2 separate regions of the Mus musculus genome follow, and region 2 is linked to region 1. A link is a loop called in an ENCODE intact Hi-C map of the cell type or tissue named here. Cell type or tissue: left cerebral cortex. All regions are shown on one strand.

Evidence for each region. A loop is a pair of places that touch in the nucleus more often than their neighbours do. Peaks named below come from ENCODE experiments on the same cell type or tissue, not always from the same donor. Only the 100,000 strongest peaks of a DNase experiment are listed, where the experiment ranks them.
Region 2: it touches region 1 in a loop (15-fold over the local background); 3 of 42 quality-filtered maps call a loop at or near these places.

Annotation. Positions count from the first base shown.
Region 1 is chr9:94,296,444-94,304,443 of GRCm38, reverse strand. No RefSeq gene overlaps it. Among named protein-coding and RNA genes, the nearest start is that of Gm24200, 16 kb to the right of the region's middle. In left cerebral cortex, no CTCF peak of the experiment used is centred here; DNase peaks (open chromatin) are centred at 2,744, 3,340, 3,852, 4,301 and 3 more places; H3K27ac peaks cover 296 bases.
Region 2 is chr9:93,986,881-93,994,880 of GRCm38, reverse strand. All of the region lies in intron 2 of Gm31847 (a long non-coding RNA gene), which reads left to right. Among named protein-coding and RNA genes, the nearest start is that of Gm39401, 11 kb to the right of the region's middle. In left cerebral cortex, no CTCF peak of the experiment used is centred here; DNase peaks (open chromatin) are centred at 1,831, 2,450 and 3,559; H3K27ac peaks cover 1,849 bases.

The DNA.
Region 1 (8,000 bases):
AAAGAGGAACATTCCTCCATTACTGGTGGGATTGCAAACTGATACAACCATTCTGGAAATCAATCTGGTCGTTCCTCAGAAAACTGGAAATAGTTCTACCTGAAGACCCAGCTATACCTCTCTTGGGCACATACTCAAAAGATTTCCCAACATACCACAAGGACAAATGCTCCAATATATTCAATTCCTTCCTTCCTTCCTTCCTTCCTTCCTTCCTTCCTTCCTTCCTTCCTTCCTTCCTTCTTTCCTTCCTTCCTTTCCTCCTTTCTTTCCTTTTTAAAGATTTATTTATTTATTTATTTATTTAATGTATGTGAGTATTCTGTTTTTTTTTTTTTTTTTTTTTCAGACACACCATAAGAAGGCATTGGATCACATTACAGATGATTGGGAGCCATCCTGTGGTTGCTGGAATTTGAACTCAGGACCTCTGGAAGAGCAGTCAGAGCTCTTAACCAGTTAGTCATCTCTCCAGTCCTAGCTTCTTCCTTCCTTCCTTCCTTCCTTCCTTCCTTCCTTCCTTCCTTCCTTCCTTCCTTTCTTCCTTCCTTCCTTCCTTCCTTCCTTTTTCTTTCTTTCTTTCTTTCTTTCTTTCTTTCTTTCTTTCTTTCTTTCTTTCTTTCTTTCTTTCCTTCTTTCTTTCTTTCTCTCTCTCTCTCTCTTTCTTTCTTTCTCTCTTTCTCTTTTTTTTCTTTTTGTAATAATTTCAATGCTTAATCTTTTTATCTTTTCTTTATTTTGTGTGCATTGGTATTTTGTCTGCATGTATGTCTATGAGGGTATCAGAGCCTGTGCAAATGGGTTCCAGACAGGTGTGGTTTCCCATGTGATTGCTGAGAATTGAACCCAGGTCCTCTGGAAGAGCAGCTATGGCTGAGCCATCTCTACAAAAACCTAATTTGATTTCTTTAATTTCAGCACTATGATAATTCAGAAATAGAATAGACTTCATAAAAATATATTATTAATTATTTAAATTATGCAAAAGTAAAGGAAATTAGAAAAACATTAGGGCTAACATTCATGAACTTCAGGATGAAAGAAGCAAATGCTTTCTAATGATTTAGAATAAAAATCAGTGCACACACCCCAATGCCCTTCCTACACTCAGTCTTTCAGACAGCATCTTCCAAGTCAACCCTAACCTCAGGGTTTTGTATTATCTCCTACAGAGAGCACAAATGTGATGTCTCCTTGAAAATGCACATGCTTCACAAATACATGCCTGGAGCTTCGATCTTGTTCCATCTTCTTTACTCAAATGATTTGTCATAACTATAAACAAATAAAACTATTGCTTTATTTTTTCTGCCAGAGGTTTATTTCACTCCTTATAGCTAGACTATAGTATTATATTACACAAATAAATAATAGTTGCCTATCTTCTTCTAACCAAGAAGCATAGTGATTTTCATGTTCACCATAAGTAACAGTGTTGCAGTAAAATACGGAGGATTTATCTTGTTATAGGAGAATGAGGTGACCTCTGTCTATTTCAGAAACAAGTATTTTCCAAAAGGGAAGTGTCTTGTGGGTGTTTTTGAGTCGTGGGTGGAAGACTCTGGGAATTGGCAGAGTTCTTTGTCCCCAGGATACCCAGAGGTTCTCTTTTATAAGTATCTGTAGGCAGGTGTTTGCTCTGTGTATCCTTGGAACTCAGCTTTGCTCCCACATCCTGTGTATCTCAGACTAATTTTGGGGGAAAAATAGTGATATGTAAAAGAAGAAGTAGCTACGCAGTCAATCTTGGCTTAAATTTAGAGTGCCACACGAAAGATAGCTGCAGACAAGGTGTAGGAGGAAGGTGGGCTTCATAGCAGGGAGGCTATTTCCTCCTGGTAAAGCATGGATAATTTTAGAGAACATTTTTTATTCTTTCTTTAATTATGTTTGGTCTGCTCTGTTATGTGCTCACTGCTCATACGATCGAGATCTCTGGCTCCAAGTGGAAACATAACATCGGGGACAACCCAAAGTTATAAAATTGATGAGCAGTCCAGGATATGAAAGAAAGAAAGATGTCACATGAAAGAAAGTCATACCAGTGCCCCTTCTCTGTTAATCAAAATGGGCTTGCCAATCACCTGGGTGTGGAAGTTAAGTGGGCTTCTTTCTACCAGTTCCATGCTCCCAGAAATAACACTTGGGCTCAAAATATATTTACAAACACCTTGGCCATATTCAGCTCTTCTCTGACTAGAATCATAACTTCAGATAACTCATTCATTTTAATCCATATTCTGCCTTGTGGCTGGTTACTTGTGCTCAGGTACTATGTGTCTGTCTCCTCACACCTGTCCTTGTAGATCTCCCAGCTGGCTCTATTCCAGAATCCTTTCTGCTTTCCATATGTTCCACTTCCCAATTCCTGCCTAAAACATAGCCGATAGGCTTTTAAATCAACCAGTGATGCACAATACACAATACAACACACAAGATATTCTCTTGGCACATAGGCAGGAAAATGCCCTATTATGAAAGCTGGTTCTGGGGACTTTAGGAAATAGCACAAAGCCCATTTAGCATGTAAGTTGGAGAAATGGTTTCTTTGGAAGGTGACTGCTCTCAGCCTTGGGAGTCTGCATTGAGTCTGCATTAACACTCCACCACCTATCCCCTACAGTTTGCTCTGTGTGTTTGAATTCTCTTTACAGAGAGTGCAAGGTTGTGGGAGCCAAGGTGAGACCAGAGTGAGATCCCAGAGTTGTTAAGTCGTTTTGGTACAGTACTAAGTAGAATGCCCCCAGTGCCCATTTTCAGTAGCCACATGAACATCAAAACCCAGTTTATCTGGGTATTGTACTGCTACTGTTCCTCTGACACCTTCGGTCTCATTTCATACACATATAATATTGATTTTCATACCCTCTTGATATTTATAATCGAAGGCATACCCCTATTCCACCTTCAAGTTAAGCTAAGTGTTGAAAAGTAGCATTGCATTTTCCCATCTTTTATAAATAGAAGCCTTTTAAATGTAATTTTGTACTTTGCCTTTTCTACTTGTTATTTAAAAAAAAAAAAGAAGAAGAAGACAAGGAAGAAAATTCACTTTATAAAGTCACTGTAAACCAGCGAACTAACAGCTTGAGAGATTTGAGAAGTCTTTTTTTGCATACAAATTAGGAGCTATTTTACTGTTTGCATTTGATGAAGTAGTTGCGTTCACTTTCTGTTTGGTTTGAGTTCAAGAATGTATGTGAAGAAGCAGAAAAGATGATGTCATGATGGCTGATATAAAGCAAGCCAAACAAGGCGCTTCAAACTCCAGCATTATCACAACCTCAAATCAATTGAGTTCTTTTTATAGTAAGAAAATACTGTTAATATAACTTAAATGTCAGGACTTGAACCTGTGTAGTGTCAGAGCTAAGCTGCTCAGATCTAACCTGTTTGTGCTAAGCACCTCCTGTTAGCATCCAACAAACTGGGAAAGGTCTGCAGTCACCCCAGTACTTGAAATAGCACTGGTCTCCACAAGGCAAAAATCCTTTCTCTTTTGCTGAATCCGGAGCCCAGATGTCACTTTCATATAATATGAAAATACGTAGTGGTATTGGCAGGGGAAGAAGGTGATTAAAACTGGAATCAGAGTTTTTTGATTATAGCAGGCATTTCAACACCTTTATTGCTGCAGAATTTCAAGCTGTTGTCTACCAGCCTATACTAAAATTGATGTGAAAAACTTTACAGTGCTTGATGAAATTTTCACCAAATTTTTTTTTTTTTGTAAAAGTTACAACAGAAGTCATTTTGTGACGTGCTAGCAAGCATTGTTAGTGGGGGCAGTGGCAGAGGCCTGAGAGTTTAATGCATTCTGGGAAACTACCACTTGGCAAAGTCCTTCTGTGGTTGTTTTATAGTGTGGAGCTTCACTCTGCAATAAAAATAAAACCAAATTCATTTGGGCTCAGTCTTTTTGTTGCTTTATTTAATTTTCACTTTGGCGTGTGGCCCTTAAAGCTTTAACAGGGCCAGTGTGGCTCTGGAAGTGCTTACTAATTCAACGTGGTTAATGGCTTCCATGGCCAAAGCCAACTCAGCAGTTTAGTCTCATTCTGTCTTTCTTTCTCTTCTCTTTGATTTTCCTTCTGGTGGGAAACCTCTACATGGGGCAACCTATTATCAGTCGATGTTTTCTTGACTTTTGAGGTAACTGCCTTAAACTTTCTGGCCTGCAAAGGCGTGGAGATGCCTCTGAACCATCTCATACTATGGCAGAGGAAAGAAAAGTGTTTGCTTTTTTGAAAGTCCTTTCAGCATCTGCAGCATGATGCACACAGCTTGCTGTGAAGTGCAGATTCAGTTAGGTTCAGAGAACCCAAAAGGAATTAGTGTGTGTGTGTGTGTTTCTCAGGTGTGCAGGTTTGTGGAAAGAATAGTCACACTGGCATTGGGCAATCTATCCTTCAACTCCTGGGACCTAAGAATGTTCTAAGTACAATTCCTAACAGCATTGAGAAGTTCACGATGGAGTGTTTTGTGCTCACACACAGGCACATAAGTGAAATGTCAGTCTGTTTCATCTGTTTTGCCCATTTGAGATGCTGTGTCTCCCCAACCCCCGCCCAGGGGTGGCTGTGGTGTTTACCACTGCATAGATGTGTTGGTTGACCTGAGAGCTTCCAGGAAATCAGCTGCCTGCTCTTCCCATCTCACTGTAGGTGCACCAGGATTACAGATGTGCACAACTCTGCCCAAATTTTACATGGGTTCTGGGGATTTGAACTTAAGAAGGTATACTCAAGCTGTTGTGACAAGTGCTTAATCTGAGCAGTTACTTCAGCCCAGCCATGAGGTAATTGTTCTACATGTTAATGATTGACTTGGCAGGTTTTAGCCATAGATTCCCACATTTCTTCAAATGTATGCTCCTTTAACTTTATCCAAAGCAATATCAGTAAAAATAAAAAATAACAAATAATAAATAAAGAAATAAATGTACCTTTTTTTTAACACCTTAAAATAAGTACAGAAGTAGCAGAAGTATCTCTTAGACATTGTGAACAATGATGTTATGCTCAGGTGAAGCTGACCACCATAGCTTTAATTGTGCTAGTCTATAATTCCCAGCTGCTGTAGCAGAAACGTTTATCCAATTAGCATTGTGACATCCTCGCTCTATAGTGTGATGTCTGGCACATGGCAAAGGAGATCTAAATTATCTGAAAATTGTCCTGAAGTGTGTTTCTTGTTTACTTGGAAAAAAAAATCAAATGGAGAGGAGACTACTCCTTCCTCTCAAAGGAATGCCTCTATCCTACATAGCTGCCGCTTCCCTTCCTAGCAGTGAATGAAAATTTCAAGAGCTTCAAGATTACATGATCTGCTTACCCAGATGACTGCAAAACTATCCAGAGTCAACTCTGTTCTGCCTGATTCTACAGTGTTCTCATTATCAGCAATCTTCATATCTGCCAAAAATTCATCATTCCCTTCCTTTTGCTCTCTCTCTCTCCCTCTCTCTCTCTCTCTCTCACACACACACACATACACACACAGTGATTATACCCTTTCCTGAAATCTTCACCATTATGTCATCATGTTCTAGTCCTGGGATGTCTGAAAAGATCAGGACCATCTTGTCTCAGAATCCTAGACTTGGTTTGTAAGTTCTTTGGACATATGCATTAGTGTTTTGAATATTCTCAAACTTTCTTTCTGTAATAAGTTGGGACACAGCTGGTATTAGCATATGCACTATCATGTTCTGTTAAAACACAGCCCTCCCCCTTACCCGAGTTCAGCACACCTTAGTACACAGTGCCCAGTGCTTAGCCCACCACCCTACACAGTCAGTGATTGTTGGCACCATGGCTAAAGGAAAAACAAAGGCACAAAGCTGGTGAAAGAATAAACAGCTGGAAAAAATTTCACAGTTGTTTTCTGTTTAATAGAATAATGAGCCAGTAAAGAACAGAAAACAACAACTAAAATTAAATTTTCTGATACTTTCAGGGAATGAGTTATTCTAGAGTATCAAATTTCCTGGACAGGAGAAACTTTGAAGCATCTGTTTACTTTTGTGTAAATTCTTCCTAAAATGGTATTTTACTTTTTCAGTTTGTTACATTGAGTCGATTGCATGTAATTTAACCTTGTCCCGAATACCTAGTAATAAAAACAGTATCTTAGTCAAACAATTAAAATGATATGTAGAGCTAGATATTTCAGGGACTTCCTTTGAGAAATTTTTGATCGGGTTGTGAACGTCATGTGTATAACTCAGAGGTCCTAAGATAAAAGAGCTTTGGCAACCTTCTCTGTCTCCTTCATTCTCTTGCAGGGTTTCTCTTGCAGGGATATTGTTCTAGAGACACACTGTTAGATAGGTGATACCGTTTGTTTAGGAATGGCAAGTTTATCCTGGTGTTTACATCCTAGCTTTAGTACTTGACTCTTCATCTTGCCCTGGGTTTGCAGAACAATATATACCCATTTATGCTCTGATTTGAAATATTTTCATATCTTCTTTAGGGACTGCATCAGTCGCAGATTTAAGACTTAACTAGTAAATGTTTGTTGAGCACACAGTATTGGCAGGTGTCCCACGTTCTTAAATTTTTACATCACTCCAGCCTCTATTACAACTGGATGAAATGGTGGTCTTGCTGTCACATTTTATACATGGCAAACAAGTTTGGTGATGATGGTGATAGAAAAGGTGTGTGGCCTTTGCTTGCTTATTTTATTTATTTATTTATTGCTTGCTCTTTAAATATTTTATTATTTTGTTTTTAGTTATGTATATGGGGTACAGGTTGCAGAGGCCAGAGATGTCCAAGCAGGCAAGAGGAGTTGCATTATCCCTGGGGCTGGAGTTACAGGTGGTTGTAATCTGCCCATTGTGAGAACTAGGAATCAAACTTGGGTCCTCTAGAAGAACAATCCACGTTCTTAACCACTGAGCCATCTCTGAAGCTCCGGCCTTGCTCTTTCATTTTCCTCTTGTGTATTCTCTGTACATACGTGATCATCTTTGGCTCTACTCTCTGTGGTTCATTCTTTGAGATGTGTTTTACTTTGCACAAGACATCTATTCTCTGCTATTTTCTTAGCGGTCATTGATTTAAATGTATCCTTTGAAGACAGTTAAGTATAAGAATGGTAACAAGGTAGTTGGGTTGGGGCTGATAATAAAGGCTCTGTGATGAATTTCAAATTTCAGCACTTTAGAATGTAATCAGTCTTTCCCTTACCCCGGGACTTCTCACTGGCACATCCTTCATAGAGCCTGGCACACTCATGCCAAGGTTACCATGTTCCCACTACATGCAGGGCAGCCCAGGGAAATCAGTTTCTTTGACCTTACCTTTGGCCGTTCTCTTTCCATGTAATTTCATATCTAAAGAGAATTCCAGATGTTAAAAAAAGCTGTCTCTTATAGAGTATAGAAAGGCAACCACTGCTAACTTTTGTTTCTTCGTTTTCAATATTGATATACTTTCGTCTTACTGTATCTACTAATGAAAAGCTAACTAACTAACAAACTAACTAATCTTTAAATATATTGTAATGTGAATTCTGCCAAATAAAATGCAGATCTTAGATATAGTTATGTTTTCCTAGGAAAACATTGAATATTTAACAATCAAAGAAGATTATAAAAGATTACACAAAACCCTGTGTATGGCTTAATATCTCCTCTCTTCTCTCCACTTCTCTGCTAAACCTTCTCCACCTTCCCTTCTTCTTCACCTCCAACAACAAAAAGAATTCAGTAAGAGTATTATGGAAGTTGACTATTATTTCTCTGACTATAACTGATTTTTTTTTTTGTCAAACATGCAGGGTCATTTACTTTTGTTCAAATGTTTCTCACCACTGCTAAGCCCTAGCCTTTGTTAACAGCTAATAATGATTATGGATTTACTTTTTACCTAATGTTGTATTGTTCATGTCACAGGTATTGAATAATTCAAATGCATGCAGAACAATCCAATGAGACAGCTATATAATGGGGCCTACACCTGCTGAGGCCCAGCTCTTTTTGCTTTATA
Region 2 (8,000 bases), 310 kb after region 1:
AGACTTGGCTAGACTCTTAGCTCTATGGGTGTCTTCATCTGAGACAGTCTCTATAAGAAAAGATACCAGGAAATTTCCAAGTGCACATATTTTGAAAATCTTTCCATTGCCTTCTATCTTTCTGTTTTACCTTATAAATGAGAGCTATGGACTAGCCATTGCCAAATTTACCTACTAATTACCTTAATGATTTGTTACTTGATGGTATTGTTAATTATATTTTGGAACCAACATTAGAAAAGATGCTAATAATATTCACTGTTATATGCTTTTATCCAAGGTTCATTGTGCTTAAAATATTCACAGGAAGTAGTGAAAATTGTCTTCTATATTAATTTCAGATGATTAATGGGAATCTAAGCATGGGACTAATGTAACACTGAGAAAATATACTTAGCTGGGAATATGACTCACTGGTAGTACTTCCTTAGCATGTAGAAGTCCCTAGATTTGATCCTCACCAGTAAAACCTAAACAAACAAACAAACAAACAAAAACAATATAAACTTAGACAGGGGTTGAGAGTGAAGGAAGAATGTAACTTGTCAACTAACCAGTGTTGGTGAAAACATATGGTAATTCCTTAATTTAACTGTTGTGCTTTCTGCAGCACTGAATGAGTTGCTTGCTTCTCACTTCACCATCCCTTGCCAGAGCCTTCCATTCAATCAATGTACACTATCTTATCATCTGTTTAGTGAGAGGTATACTATTTCCATTTAATATCTGTAACCATTATTTGAGAAATCAATGTTTAATCAATCTCTTTATTGCTACCCAGGAAATAGAATCTGAGATGAAGATGAAGACAGATCAGAGACAAAGGGAATGGCAAACCAATGAATGGTCCAAGATGAGACCCATGCCCTGGAAAAGAGCCAACCTCCTGACACTATTAATGATACTCTGGCATGCTTGCAGATAGGAACTTAGCATAACTAAGGGAGGCTTCATCCCGAGAGGCTTAATCCAGCAGCTTATGGAAACAGATGCAGAGACCCAAATCTTAACACTAAGTAGAGCTCAGGGAGTCTTGTGGAAGAGTAGGGATAGGGTTGAGGGAGATGGAGAGGTCAAAGACATCACAAGGGTCAACTACAGAGTCAACTAAGCTGGGCCCATTGTAACTCACAGAGACTGAACAACCAGCAAAAGAGCCTGGACCTAGGCCCCCTAAACATTTGAAGCAAATGTGCAGCTTGGTCTTCATGTGGGTTCCATAGTAATTAGAGCAGGGGCTGTCTCTGAGTTTATTGCCTGCCATTTCATCCCCTCCTTCTAGCTGGACTGCCTTGTTGGGCCTCAGTGGGAGAAGATGTACCTAGTCCTGCTACACCTTGATGGTACCCATAGGGGACCTCTCCTTCTCTGAGGAGCAGAGTGGGTAGTAGGAGGAAGGGAGTTGTGAAAGTGGGACTGGGAGGGGAGGAAGGGACCTGTGATTCCAAGGTAAAGTGAATTGCATTAATTCAATATTTTACTAATGCAAAGTGAATTATATTAATAAAATAAATTAATTAATGATGAAAATCCAGTTATATGTCTTCCTAAATTCAAACCCCACCTAAAAAAAGAATCAGGTTCTGGTTCCTATGAAAAGTTGGTAGAATGCAGCTTCAGCAAGACAATTCAGAGCCATTCCCAAATACACTGGCCCTAGAGTTGCCCTAAAATGGTGGCATCATCATGGTCACGTGCTGACCAGTAGCTAAATGCATACCTCCCTGGGTGTGGGCTGAGAGCTTGGACAGACTAATTCTTGAGTACAGAAGATGTCCAAGTGCTGAAGCACTAGAGTGTTTCATTCCTTAAAAAGTTCTGGGAAACATCTACCCTACCAGATAGAGGCTGTTGCAAGTGAAGCTCAAACTCACAAAGTCTCTGAAAGGCTATAAATGTAAATGAATACATGACTGTAAATGTATGTTAAGTATAAAGGAAGAATAGTAGATATGATGAACAGGTTCACCTGAAGAAGAAAGAAACCCCAAGCTGTTTCTGCCAGTAGGAGAAAAGGTTGGCCAGTCAAGCAAATGTGGAGGGGAGGAAAATTGAAGGATGGATGAAAAGCTCTAAAAGACTTCGGTGCTCCTTGCTGCTTTGAATAAAACCATTGTTCTTGCTCTAGGCTCATTCTCAGTGATGTCATGCCTCCTAAGTATTGGTCATCAGGTTCAGAGAAGACCAAACACAACAATATCCTTGTACTATTTCTGCTTTCTCTGGTAACACAATATCTAGCTTTGACTTGTGACTTGGGTCAATTGGCTGGTTTATACAATAATACCAAGTGAATCTTGTCAGGGTTCTGGCTCTTGAGATGGGAGAAATAAGAGCTGGGAGAACATACCCTTTGGGAAAGCTTTTTAAGCGAGAGGCATTTCTTTAAGTGAGAGCTTGAAGTGCGAACTGTATGAGCCACAGAAAAGTGTGATGTTACCACACTCCTCCATATTTGTGATTGGCAAAGCCTTCTGGAGACTGGCAGCCTTTAGCAGCTCTATTTTTATTAGTGCTTATAGCTCCTGACAAATCTATACTGCCAACTCTCTACAAGCAATTCTGAAATTCACTGGGTACATTTCTGGAAGTTAGAAAGCCTGGAAAACGTTTTAATATGAAACACCAAGAAGTCCTTATATAATCTGCAGAAAATTCATACTATTTATATATCGACACCATGACATTAACTTCCAAAATGAAGGAAAATACATATCTTCCACGAGGATGCATTTTTTTTGCAGGCTGAAAAGGGAATTGTGAATTTGTAAGGCAGTTTTTCTGCTGTAGAGTCAAGCCTTGAAGCAACAGTATCATGACAACACTCTCAACATTTAGTAAGTTCAGTTGGAGTCAGAATTAGAGTGTTTATATGTTAAGAATTTGCAAAATATAAACCAAAAAAAAAAAAAAGCTGTAAGTGAAAACTCATATTCTCATGATACTCCAGTTAATGAGTTTTCATGGGATAAACCCAGAAAGGAAGAAAGAAAGAAAGAAAGGAAGAAAGAAAGAAAGAAAGAAAGAAAGAAAGAAAGAAAAGAAAGAAAGGAAGGAAGGAAGGAAGAAAGAAGGAAAGGAAGAAAGGAAGAAAGAAGGAAATTTAAAAAGAAGAGGAAAGAATGGAAAGGAAAGGGAAGGGAAGGGAAGGGAAGGGAAGGGAAGGGAAGGGAAGGGAAGGGAAGGGAAGGGAAGGGAAGGGAAGGGAAGGGAAGGGAAGGGAAGGGAAGGGAAGGGAAGGAAAGGAAAGGAAAGGGAAGGGAAGGGAAGGGAAGGGAAGGGAAGGGAAGGGAAGGGAAGGGAAGGGAAGGGAAGGAAAGGAAAGGAAAGGAAAGGAAAGGAAAGGAAAGGAAAGGAAAGGAAAGGAAAGGAAAGGGAAGGAAAGGAAAGGAAAGGAAAGGAGCATGAAGAAATGGGTAAAAGTCTTTACCTCGCACTGAGCAAATGTAAAAATTTCACAGTTCTCCTGAGATTAGCACCAGAGTTTTCCTTAGAGGCACAAAAGAATTCTGCCTTGCATTTTAGCACATCCAGCAGCAAGGAGGAAAGTGACAAAATTCTTTAAAAAGCTGAAAAGATCCAGCTTTATTTGCAGTACTTAGCTTAGTTTGGAAAAGGCAAAGGCAGATTTCAAAATAGTCTCCACATTGGACTTTTAATTTTTTTTTGAAAGAGGAGGAAATAATTGGCTTTTTCCAAATGGCTGGAAAATGGTGTCAGGTTAATGTTTATATAGGCTGTGGAAACATTTTCAACATACATCCCCCGTGTCAGTGTTTCTTCGCTTCATGCTTCCTAATGTAAAGTCGATGCTTTTGTTGTGAGTTTAAACACAAGCAGTTTAAGTCCATTATACATGCAGACTAGCGTAGATTAATTTGAACTGATTGAAACTGAAAACTCAAGGCTGTAGATAAAAATACAATTTTATTTGCATCGTTAAAGCGACCCATCTTTTCAAAATGACCTTCCTTCTGGGACTCTGCTATTAGTATGCATCTGGTAATCAGCTTCTCCCAGGAGCTCAGACCATGAATTTCAGGACCACACAGATTCTGTCTATTTCTTTCCATAGACATTCTTTCAGCCATTAGATGCCTCACTATTTCCTACAAACACACAAAGTCCCCCGCTCAACTGGGTGAGAACCTCCTCACAAACATAGCAGAAGGTGACACAGTTCAGTGCTCTAAGTGTTCTCTCAAGTGCCATCAGTGACCTGCTGTTCCTGAGAGTCAGCTGACACCCTTTTTCCAACTCCTTGATCCCTGGCCACTTACAGGGTATTGCTCATCTCTCCCAACATTCAATGCTTTCAACAGTTATAGCCAACATAGCTGTGTGGAAAATGAACCACACAAAACACTGCCTTCTGAGCTCTTTCCCTCAAACCCACTGTCTACCTCCCATGTGCTGTTCCACCAAGCCAGTCCTTATGCTCAGAGCCTGTACTTTCTTTCACTGACCTTGAGAACTTAATGGAATATGAAATTAAAGCAGCTGGGGGCCACACCTCCTGCTTCTGCTTTCCAACTCAGTTTTCCAAGTTTTTGTTGAGTATTTTGGAAACCCCTTGTTCTTGTCTTTTATGTTTTCCAGCCATCGCTGAATTCACTCTCCTCTCCTCCTTGTGCACCGTTATCTACCAGCACCATTACTGTCTGGTTGGGACCACTCAGCTCCTGGCATTAAGGCCCCAAGCTCCACTCCACCTCTCCACCTCTCCCCATTCTTCCCTCTGTCTTGTTCCAGCTGTAAACCCTGGGTTGTTCTGGTCCAGTCAATCTTTTCATTATATCTGTGGATCTTATTTTATTTTGTTAGGGACATTGATGATCTTACCTTTCCCTATAATTGTAGATTTATAAGTTTATTTTCTCCCCTGCATGCGCTCTATCAGACTTATCGAGTTTCTTCTTTTTCAGAAATGTAATATTCCTTGTATCTCATTTTCTTTTTTCTACGTGTTTGATTTTTATCTCTCCTTTTCACAGAAAAAATTTAGTAAAAGACATAATACCTGCCGATTTCATTTCTGACGTCCCAGATTTCTCATAGTACTTGCCACTAGCATCCTTTTTGATAAATATACTGTGTAGTGTTCATAGCTTTGGCGACTGGCAATGTTTTACACAGTTTATCACTGTGTGTTCTTAGACTTTCCAGGGCAACATTCTTACCTGGATTTCTTCATGTGGTTATGGTTGCTCCTTTACAGTATCTTTTTAGGTGCCAAAGATATTACTGGTTTCTTAAATAACAGGCTTAGGTATCATTCTAGTTCTCTTACTGTGTTTAATAATTCCTGTTGCATCAACAAGAAAATAGATATTGATATTTCCCACATGATCAAAATCTTGCCTGGCTTTAAGCCTGTATGTTTGTAAACGTAGTCATTATTTCTTTTGCACATATGCTATTACATTCACATCAGCTTGTGCAAAATTGAATTTAATGTCCAATATGGGAAACCTATGCTTGCCATATATGGAGAGAGCAGTATTACTATCTGTGAGGTCTATGCTCCCATGTTAGTAAATGAAACTCATTGGAAGTCAGAAGGTTGAATAGAATTAAAGTAGTTCTAGACTGATAAAACATTTATTCACTCTGGAGGCAGCCTACTACAAGGACCACTGTGCAGGCAGATGTCAGCAGGCAACCAGACACATGTCAGTACACATGAAATACAAGCAAGTAGTCACAGACACACAGACAGACTGCCATACAGTCTATATGGAGGTTGTCACATATAGGCTCTAACAAAAGTCCTTAACATCAAGACTTTTGGAACCATACAAAAGTAGCACTCTGCCAAAGAGAGTTCCATGACAGATTATTTCACTGTTACTTTGAGATTCCCTGAATATCCAGTCTCAACAATTCCATGCTAATTCATAACCCCAGGATTTCTAGTGTCAGCCATATGTTAGGTGACTTATGCTACTTCTTCACATCAGCATCTTGCTCTATAAGCCTAAACTGACCCTAATAGCCACTGTTTCCAACACCATCAACACAGATAACCATGCCAGAATCTAGGAATCATACAAGAAGACTCAGCACAACCTGACTCTCATTTCAGCATGGATCTTTGCTGTGGATGAGTCACCAAGGGTCACTGATTCTATTTCTTATGTCTCCCAAGACTATCCCTTAGCACAAGTGAATAGACTTTGTCCAGACTATAACTATGGTTATCCCTATATTTAGTCACTCTCAATACTATAGTAAGAATAATCTTTCTAAAACTAGACTATTTGATTGTGCCATTACCATGCTTCAAGCTCTTTAATACATTCTCAAGGCTTCCCTGATAGTATTCTTCTCTTCCATCAGTTCCCAAGCTTTTTGTACAAACCTGTTATTCATCTTTAATTTCCCATAACTCACAAGACTACTTTATTATTTCCTTTACCTAAAGATAGTTGGTGGCTCTAAGGTACAGCTCTTGATTTGTTGTTGTTTGCTCTTCCTTCTTTTCTATGCTGGTTAGTGTTTTTGCCAACTTGTCTGGGAAGAAGGAACTTCACTTGAGAAAACACCTTTATCAGAAGTTCCTATGGGAAAACCCGGAGGGCATTTTCTTGACTAATGATTGATGTGGGAGGACCCAGCTCAATGTGGGTGGAACCATACCTGGGCAAGTAGTACTGGGAAGCCTAAGAAGAGGAGGTAAATGTGAGTTTGGAAACAAGCCAGTTAGAAGTATTCATCCATGCTGTATGTTTCAGGTCCTGTCTCCAAGTTCCTGCCCTGCTACAGTGCCTGATTTGCCTACCTCAATGGTGGGCTGAAATTGGGATATGTAAGGAAAATAAACGTTTTCTTCCTTAAGTTGATTTTCATCATGGTATTTAATAACAGCAAAATAAAACAAACTAGGACAACTTCTTCATCTTACTAACTTCTATTTTGTGACTCAAATAATATTTTCTTTGGCAAGATTTTCCTCACCCATAAGTACCGTCTTCCTATAAGCCTTGGATAAAGTCTTTCCCTTTACTGTAGAGACAACTAAAGCCATTTCTTCCACACACATATGCCATATAGCTAGCCTTCCATATGGATCCATAGGTCTCTCATGCATGAGTCCTGCAAAGTGACCGACAAAATTATTTGGGAAAAATTACATTTCTAAGAACATGTATAGACAATATTCACACTATCATTTCCAAAGTAGTATACAACTGTTTCCATAGTCATAATATGCATGTTGCTGTAAGCCATCTAGATACAGTTGTTGAACATGTCAGAAGGCATACATAGGTTATATGCAAATATGCAATTTTACATTGGAGGCTTGAGAATCTGAGTTTTTTCAGCATTGATAGGGATCTTAGAGCAAATTTTCCAGAGATACTGAATACTAATCATGTCATAATTTCAAATAATTGTTTACCTTCTTTCCACTGTGAACTCCAGTAAGTTTTTGTCTCAATTAGTCAACATTACTTCTTTAGATATGTAGGTTATATAATCAAATTTTGTTTCACAAATATGAAAAAAAATCACTAAATATTCACTGCATTTAAAAAGATATATATGAACTTACTTGCTCAGAAAAATTTAAATAAAATGTGGAGAGAGAACTACTCCTCACCCTTCTCAAAAACATTATTCACAAGGGCATTGCTCTCGTGTCTGACTTTTTACATTAAGGATGGTTCAACGGTGGAGGACATATATTAAGACAAAAAGAGAGTTTAAAATTAGACCATTTGTGGCCCTAATGCCAAAATAGGATGGTTAGATGTTAGTTAGCAGCTGTGTTTCAAGGGACTTTAGACTTATTACATAGTAACTTGAACAGAGAATAATTAATACAAACAAGGTTGTTGGGAAAATAATAAATCAGCAGTGTTCCCTTTCTATCTTCTAATATTGAATTTCTGCCATTTTTCATTACTTTGTAGTATTGCTGACAATCCTCTATAGGATACATTCTGGCTGATCATCCTCTATAGGTCTTGGGATGAATAATTTCATCTACTTTGAGG